2 separate regions of the Mus musculus genome follow, and region 1 is linked to region 2. Evidence: chromatin contacts called from ENCODE Hi-C or POLR2A ChIA-PET data. All regions are on one chromosome and are shown on one strand. The core of a region is the stretch at or near the end of the contact, and the rest is flanking DNA. Distances in the headings are between cores, read along the strand shown. Region 1 holds the start of Kbtbd11 (kelch repeat and BTB (POZ) domain containing 11). Region 2 overlaps Arhgef10 (Rho guanine nucleotide exchange factor (GEF) 10).

Evidence for each region. A loop is a pair of places that touch in the nucleus more often than their neighbours do. ChIA-PET counts read pairs that join two places held with the same protein, here RNA polymerase II (POLR2A).
Region 1: a map of left cerebral cortex shows a loop between it and region 2 (6-fold over the local background). The contact joins the promoter of Kbtbd11 here to the enhancer-like site in region 2. A Hi-C loop is called at or near these places in 9 of 37 maps with a recorded cell type or tissue (T-helper 1 cell, T-helper 17 cell, left cerebral cortex and 1 more). POLR2A ChIA-PET finds 5 or more read pairs at or near these places in 4 of 5 experiments (Patski and embryonic stem cell).

The regions. Positions count from the first base shown.
Region 1 is chr8:15,008,851-15,012,932 of GRCm38, reverse strand. Kbtbd11 (kelch repeat and BTB (POZ) domain containing 11) reads right to left here and starts at 1,908. Exons shown (of 2, transcript NM_029116.2): 1 at 1,619-1,908. It overlaps 5830468F06Rik (a long non-coding RNA gene), which reads left to right. Exons shown (of 2, transcript XR_003947516.1): 2 at 1-2,202.
Region 2 is chr8:14,965,394-14,969,495 of GRCm38, reverse strand. The region is part of intron 18 of Arhgef10 (Rho guanine nucleotide exchange factor (GEF) 10); the gene reads right to left. Among named protein-coding and RNA genes, the nearest start is that of Gm16350, 6.2 kb to the right of the region's middle. Within about 2 kb of position 1,520, at least 1 of the 3 ENCODE cell types and tissues checked has a DNase peak (open chromatin) inside an H3K27ac peak, as active enhancers do.

The sequences.
Region 1 (4,082 bases), core at 659-3,158, 43 kb before region 2:
TGGGACTGTACTGAACATACCCCACTAGAGACCACCACCCGCGCGGGAGAACAAAGTGATGATGTGACCCAGCCTGTGACCCACCGATCTAGACATAGGGCGTAATGGCCCCCAAACTGGTGTAGCTGGGAAGGGCTCGTACAGAAAAGCACATTTAATGCTCTCTCCCAACTCGTAAACCAGAGACGACCTTACAGACGGTAAACAAAACATTTTAAGTATCTTTCCTCTGTATTTTTCTAATGATATGATGAGCCATTTCTAGTAGTTGATATGAAAAGCTCTGAATTCTTTTTATCTCATCAGGACCTTAGCCGAGTTACACCGGAAGGGAGCGTTGGAGCGCCTAGTCAGTCAGTGTGGGGACGCGGTTTTTTCCCAGCAACTCCGGGTACCCGGTACCCAGGAAAGCTCCTTTCTGCCTGGCAGGGCTTGGGGTGGGGGTGGGGGTCTAATAATAGGAACCCTTAGGATGAAAGGCTTAAGGGCGCCATTGACAGCGGTGAGGGTTACTAATTAGAGACTGAGTAATTCAGTGGTTAGGAGTAGGGTGCTGGGAACCCACGGGGAACCAAGGACTAGTCACTCGGTGTTGAAAGATGCTGGGAACTTCAAGATAAGCTCCCGAGTGGAGCTAGAGGAGGGAAAAGAGCTCATTCTTTCTATCCCTGGACTAGACTGTAGCAGGCTGGGGAAAGAAGTGCTTCTTTAGGAAAGCTAAATAATGTTGGAGTGAAAACTCTCCGGTCTAATGCTACAGGTGCAGAGGGCCAACCGAGAGGAACTCGGCAGGACCTGCCCCCACCGCCCTGGAGGGGGTTGGCTGCCCTGGAAGGGGTTGTCCCAGCCGCACAGCGGGGCTGGCAAGGTTCCAGGAAGGCTTGGGCTCCACTCCCAGCCTCTTCCCAGGATGAAGGCGAACCGCGCACTCAATCCTAATTTAAATGCAGCGCGCTTTCCTCCTTCCATCCCCTCCCCACCGTGCTGTCAGGCACGTACCCGCGCAGGCCACCAGGCATCCCTGACCCACTGTCTGGCTCTACGAGCCGAGGCTCCCCGAACGAATACTGTAGCTGTGCGTGGCCCACGCGTCCCGCAGACTACCCGTGGCGTCAAGAGTCTGCCTAGGGGGTCCCCGTCCGGGTCCGCCAAATCATGTCCACTTTCCGAGCTAGCTAGCGCCCAGTCCCTGAGCTGCACCCCCCCCCCCATAAAGAACCCAGTGTCACAGGCAGCAGGAGGGGAGCGGCCAGACCCATGCCAGGGAGGGGCCCGTGCAGGCGACTCACTGTCGCCTGTCGTCCTCCCACGCCACGCCCGGTGCTTTTTTTCTTGGATCAATCCGGTCCTCCGAACCCCCAGTCCCCACTTCCCTCCAAGAGCAGCGTCCCTGCCTACCACCCACAAGGCCCTCCATCCTCCAGGAGTCCCGCAGGCCGCGCCCGGGCCCCTACCTCACCGCTCGCAGCTCGCCGCTCTCCCTCCACCCCTGCAAACCCACCCGAGCCCAGGACGCGCAGCCTGGCCGGGGGGCGTGGGGTGTGTGACGCGCATGCGCACGCGACCATTCACGCGCACCTGTGTGAGCGCCCCCGGGGCGAGCGAACCTTCCACGCACCTGTGCGAGCGCTGCGATTCTGTGCGCTTTCCCGATGCCGGGAACGCGCCGGGCTCCTCCGCACGCGTGCCAACCTCCGGGTTGGCAGCGACTGAGTATGCCCTGCACTTGGAGGGAGCGCGAGCTGGGAGGCCGCCCACGGCCGGGGCGCGCGTGCACCTCGCTGTCCCCGCCTGCCACCTACGGCTTGGGGGTCTTCCGGCAGAGGCTGCAGCTGAGCTAGCCCTCCGTGGATCTAGTGTGCGCGGTGCCCGGCGCCTGCCCGCAACAGCTCCTGCGCCTCCGCACTTAACCCATTCCAGACCAAGTGAGCAGAAGCTGGGAGCTCGCTCTTGGTAGCCTCCAGCCTTGACAGCAGCACCGTGGCGCACAGAGCACCTCCAGTAAAGAGACCCCGCTGCTGCACCCCGCGGGCATGACCTGTTGAGCCCTTCCCAACCCCAAAAAGCACCAGGAACAGGTGTCTGCCGCGAGCTTTGCCCTACCTAGGGCGCTCTTGGCTGTTTGACCTCCAGCATTACATCCTGGGTCCCGCTGAGCATCTGTAAGAAGCGATCCCACACATAGTAATTAAAAATCTGTTGCCCACATCCTGATAGAGTCTAGAATCTTAAGAAAGTTCTGTATAGTGAAGCTGACCAACCAGTTGGTGGACATTTCTTGGTGTCTAGACTGGCCTTCTCCTCTTGTGTGGGCAGCCTCGGGTAACATAAGGAGTGTGTGTCAAATCAGGGTTGATCCTGGGATAAATGCTTCTTTTAACAGCTTTATGCAAATTACCGATGGCCAGATTTCTGTGAACAGAGGATGTGAACATTTGCTCTCTACTCTGCTTTGATATTCTTGGCCAATTTATACCACCAGCCTTTCTGAGTTCAACACCAAAGCTGTAAAAACGCTTCTTGTTCAGTAGCCAGGCATCAACCAGGGCAGAAAGCTGCAAACTGCTGGAATGACTCCTTCCTTCCGTTCCTGTTGGTTACAATAGAAACAGGCTGAGATCATTTTCATTTTCATTATGTTAATTTCAGTTTGTCCTCAAATAGGTAACTCTCAAGGTCTCTTAGTGTGTCTCCATTTACACGTGGGTGGAGAAAAGGCAGAAAGGTGACCAGGATGCGGCCTCAGGGCTTTCTCCACGTGCCCAGCCTCCATCATCCTGGCTCTGGATGCTGGGTGGACCAGCTCCCACACTGGGCTGGGTACCATTTACAGACCTACCCCAACCCCATTCCAACAGGGATTTTTACAAAGCTATACACTAAGTAGGCTGTTCATGGAAATTTTCTGAAAGGATGAAAAAAAAAAAGTAAAGGAAGTAATTAAAAATAACCTTCTGGTGTCTCGTAGAGGGGGTGTTTGGGGGTTACCTGCCATGTGTTTCCCCACTTACACATTTATAGACTCTATTTCAGTGACGTCATTGAAATTTGCCAGAGGTGTGGTAATTAGTTGGAAATTCTTCATGCTTCATGAGGTCCTGAAACTGACCAGGACTGTAATCGCGGAGGGAGTGTGCCATCGAATCCTCCTGCCTCAGGAAGAACCGGACCGTACTGCAGACTTGAGATGCATCACCGTGGCTATCTCCCAGAGACAGGTGTGAACAGGTGTGGCACTGACTGAGCCTTTCACACCCTTAGTGCTGGGTAAAACCGACCAGGTCCAGGTCAGAGCAACAGGCTGGGAGAGAGCCAGCAGCAGCACGCAGACGACACCCTGAATGCAGTCATCCCTCTCAAACCTGACAGGGACAAGATGCTCAACCTGTCTCCCTGACAGTACCCAAGTCAGATGGAAGGATGTATGCTGTGCAGTGGGTAGTGGAGCCATCTTTCTCCAGGGAGGGCGTTCCCCCGATTCTACCATTGCCCTGAGAGCTCTCAGCTCTCTCCGTCTGTGCCTTTATGGTTGATCTTTCCTGCACGCAGCCTTGTGAAGTATAAAAGGAAGGTTGCCTGCCTGTAGGTCATACCCATGTCACACCTCGTTCCTACTCTTAAGCGCTTTAGTTGGCTCCTGTGGGGATCCTGGGTGTTGTTTGCTCACAGATGCCAGACCAGACAGTCCCCAGGATTTTTTAAAGCCCGTAAGACTTCATGTTCTGCACTGCTACCCCCTCCCCCAAGCAATTAAATTCCAATGACTGTCAGGAATGGAGCCAGTTACTCTAAGTACTTCCAGCTTTTCGGCATTAAGAATAAATAATTAGATGTTTGTTGGTTCATTTCAAAATCCAATCCATGCTGTGTAAGAGGGAAGTTGTCCCCATGGGACTCCCTTAAGTACCAGCCTTGTCTGACCAGGCCACTCCTAGAAACGCCGCCACCAATCTGCATGTGGATTCTTTCAGATGCGTCTTAGATATGGTGGCTGAGCTGCCTGGGCTCTCCTTTCTCTTCACACACCGCAGACCGGTGCCTAGGAGCCTGGTACTCAGAGGTCATGCTCTGTGTTGTCTATG
Region 2 (4,102 bases), core at 271-2,770:
ACCCTCAGAGAACAGTAGGGAGGCTTTGCAGAAAACCCTGAACAAACACTCCACATGCTCCGGCTATCCGACCCAAGCCTGTATCTCAGGGAATAAATGGGGGGATGTGGGGGTGTCAGGCACACCTGTGCTGATTCCAGCCCTTGTCACAAGCGCCTGACACAGAATCAACTGCAGTGTCCATCAGCAGACAGAGCTGACAATGAGAATGTGGTACACACAATGGAAAATTACACCCAGTAACAGAGCATTGAGTCCTGCCATCTGTGGCAAACTGGATGGCACCGGAGTACACTGTGCTAAATGAAATAAGTCAGACCCAGGAAGATAAACACCATGTGAGAAAGGCAAGACGAGGGTCCGTATGTGGAATAGTTACTCCAGCAGCTGGGAGTGGGGAGAGGAGAGGAGACTGAAGAGGGGGCTCCAGATAGGTGCAGACAAAGCGCTAGGCAGTGTAACTGACTACAGTTTACAGCAACCAGTGGATAGCTGGAAGAGAGGTGACACGAAGCTCCAGATGCAGAGGAATGGCAAGGAGGTGGTGGCATTAAGTACTCAGATCAGTCAGGATGTGTTCTGTCAGGACCGAAATGTCACTCTGTGCCCCACAAACATTTCTAATTATCACGTGTTAATCGCAAGTTGAAAAACAATTTTCTAGGAGACAGAAACACTAGGGATCTTGTTCAATCATTGTGTTTTGGGTTCAGATGTCAAATTATCATATCATCTGACATGGGTATGTTAAATACAGCAAGAATGCAGATGTAACACCAGGGGGTGTGTTCTTATTTTGATGGGGACCACCAGAAAGACAAGTGGGATCCTACATCACCTGAGTCCCCAGGCCACCTATGGACCATGTGCTAGGTAAGCCAATACAGATAACCATCTGACACAGAAAATGAGGACCCACCTCTTGGGTCTGTGACCAGCGTGCACAGGGGCAGCTTACCCAACAGATGGCTCACCATCTTTCTCTTCCCAACCATGAGCTACAGCCTGAAAAGTCAGTAAAACACTTTAAACTGCCCTCAGGAAAGTACACACTTTCCAAAGTCATTTCAGGAGATCCGAATGCTTAACCCAACCCATGGGTCCCCACAGGAGCCCAGGCCACTGGTTCCCAGGCCCCTCTCTGTAGGCAAAGTCCATCGTGGAAACCCAATACGACTAACGACTAACGTTCATGCCCTGCCTCCATCTGAAGCCTGCTTTCTGGGTGCTTGGAGCTGTGTCGGGGCAGCTCCTTGCTGCTTCTGCTGGCACAGCCTCACCCTTCCTCAGCACTGGTTGCTAGGCAGTGACACCCACGTTCTGCCTCCAACACAAAACAGCAGACCAAGCTTCCAGAGCTGAATGTTACAGTCGTTCAAAACAACACAAAAGTCGTACGATTTCAATGGGAACAAGAACTTCTACCCAGCTTCTCGAAACATCCTGAGATAACAGGCCCCACCCAGGGAAGGGGAAAGAACACACAGAGGCCAAAACTCTAAAGGAAGCACAGGGGAGACTCGGGGACCTCTGATTACCAGTTCAGCCTGCTGCTGGTGTGACTGACTGGAGGGCGGCTCATTGGATCCTAAAGACAGGCTGCCCCTGCTGTGAGGTGGATCTAGACACACCCAGTCCAGCCCCTTCCCAGTATCTACTGTTAGACAGAGTCTGCAGCAGCAGTAGCAAACCTCTCAAGTGCAGAAAGATGCCCATTACTGAGGTCGGCATGCACACAAGACAACTTGAAGGGATGGATTCTCTCTTCCACCATGTGAGCAGCAGAGAGCAAGCGCAGGCCAGTCAGGCTTGGTGATCAGTACCTGCTGAGCCACCTGACCCAGCAACATGTCCTAAATGCCTAACCCTCAAGACGTAGAAGAGTAAAATTTTCCTGTCTGTGATAATGGCTGCCTAACCAACTTGGCTGCTCTGTGCACTTTGCTTTACACGTGGACAACATCGAAGCACCACCTTTGACACTTCAGATATAGCTGGCATTCCATTAAACCTCAGCAAGGGAGTACGGACAGCCTGGGAGTCATGCCACTCACACAGCCCAGGCCGGGCGTGGTGGCGCACGCCTTTAATCCCAGCACTCGGGAGGCAGAGGCAGGTGGATTTCTGAGTTCCAGGCCAGCCTAGTCTACAAAGTGAGTTCCAGGACAGCCAGGGCTACACAGAGAAACCCTGTCTCGAAAACCCAAAAAAAAAAAAAAAAAAAGGATTTAGTCATCCCTGCTGTGTATGCCTCTCAGATGCGGGACTCACTGCATCTCAAGCAACAAGAGATAGCAGGGGCCTTCTCCAGTTCCGTGTTCCTAAGACAGAAGGGGCAACCCAGGGCTAGTCTCCCATGGACCCCAGGGCTGGCTGGCTGGACTTCTGCAGTCACCCCGCAACCATGGCTCCTTCAGGAGTACCCAGGCCAGTACAGCTGCAAATGGGTCACCAGCCAAGGGCACACATGCAAGGGTGAGTCAGGGTGCCCACCTCAATCTGCAGAACCCTCTGTCCTTCCGGAAGACAGTTCTTAAAAGACACTGTTTCTGAGAACACAGTCTCCCCTTTATCTCCATTATGGGATGTGCTACACAGTGCACACTGTCTGTGCATCAGAAGGTCTGCTCCTAAATTTCTTCAGGATAGCCTGGCCTGTGCCACATTCACTGGCAGCTCGCAGGACCCAGCACTTGGTTCATCACAGGCTCATAATAAATAAACATGAACAACAATACCACATCATTAAACTGAAATGCCCCCTGGGGATGGCAGGGCCCTTAATTCGTCCTGCGGATCCCATCTGTAAGGCATGCTGTAAAGCGGGGGGATGAGGAAAGGCTAATCAAGGGAGACATTAACAGATGAAGTCACATGCCCACCAAGTCACCACCTCAAAGGGCATGGCACTCCACCAATATCAGCAGCAGGACAATGATACGCGTCATGCCAAGGCATGGGCGCACCCACAGTGAGAAGCAGAGCAAACTTCTAGAAGGCGGAACAACTGCCTCGCTGCTGAAGAGTGTGAAAAGCTGCTGTCAGAAGCTGCCATTCCCTGAGGTAATCTCTGAGCTTCCTTAAAGACAGGAGATCAGCATCGGCCTGCAAAGTGTGGTCTGCAGGTCTCCAGGACTCCCCACATTGTAGTGGGCTGGTGCAGACCTTGTCATCACTGAGGTGGGGCCACCTGCCGTGCAGCTTTCCGCCTTGGCTGGCTTCTTTTGAGGTGTCAACTGCCCTGCTCTTCTCTGAGATCCTGCTGCCTGCTGAGACACCTTTGAGACATCCATGTTGCGCTGGGTCTTCCGGGCTGGCAGCTACAGTCACCAAGGATGGACTGGCCGGGGAGGGGGAGGGGCGGGTGGGGGGGGGGGCTTCTCCCTTTTAAGCACAGTCTCTTAGTAAACTCACGGGCCTTGATCAGAGAAAATTTGTCTTGGCTTCATTATTTCTCTCGCCGTCTAGTCTCTCTTTCACCCTAAGCCTGCCTTCCAGGAGTACCCAGTTCATGTAGGTCGCGGGCGGCTTGCAACTACAGATTGGCGCCTGAACAGGTTCTTCTTAACAGGACATACAGCAATGCTTCTGAGCTCAGCGTGAGGACAGCACCCCTCTCCTGGGGAGTAGCTCCTCTGAGCTGCTCCACACTCAGCCTCTAACCCCACACCTCACCCTCAGACAGTGGGCAAGCCCGGCTCTGTTCTGCTCTGCTTCGCTGGCTGGCTCCTCTTTCCCCCACTTTCCTGTGGTTAGCACCTGCTGTGGCCTTCACAGTGCTATGGGAGAGGTGGTGGTTGTCCGGGATGACTCAGCTTTGCACAGAAATTGGGATGCAAAGGTCACAGCAGCACACAGGCCTCCAAGAGAACGAATCCTTTTCCGGTTTTTCCTTCCACGGGAGTTGGTCAAGCCATCCTGCTTTGTATTTTTTCTTAAGGTTTCTTACTGATCCTAACCCCATTCTCCATTTGCCTAGTACAAGTCACCAACAGAAAGATGCTTTTAAAAAAAATGTAAGTCTGTGCGTCTACTCTGGATCAGAGTCATCAGTGGCTGTCTGGATACTGAGGATCAACCCTGGCTACAAACACACTTTAGG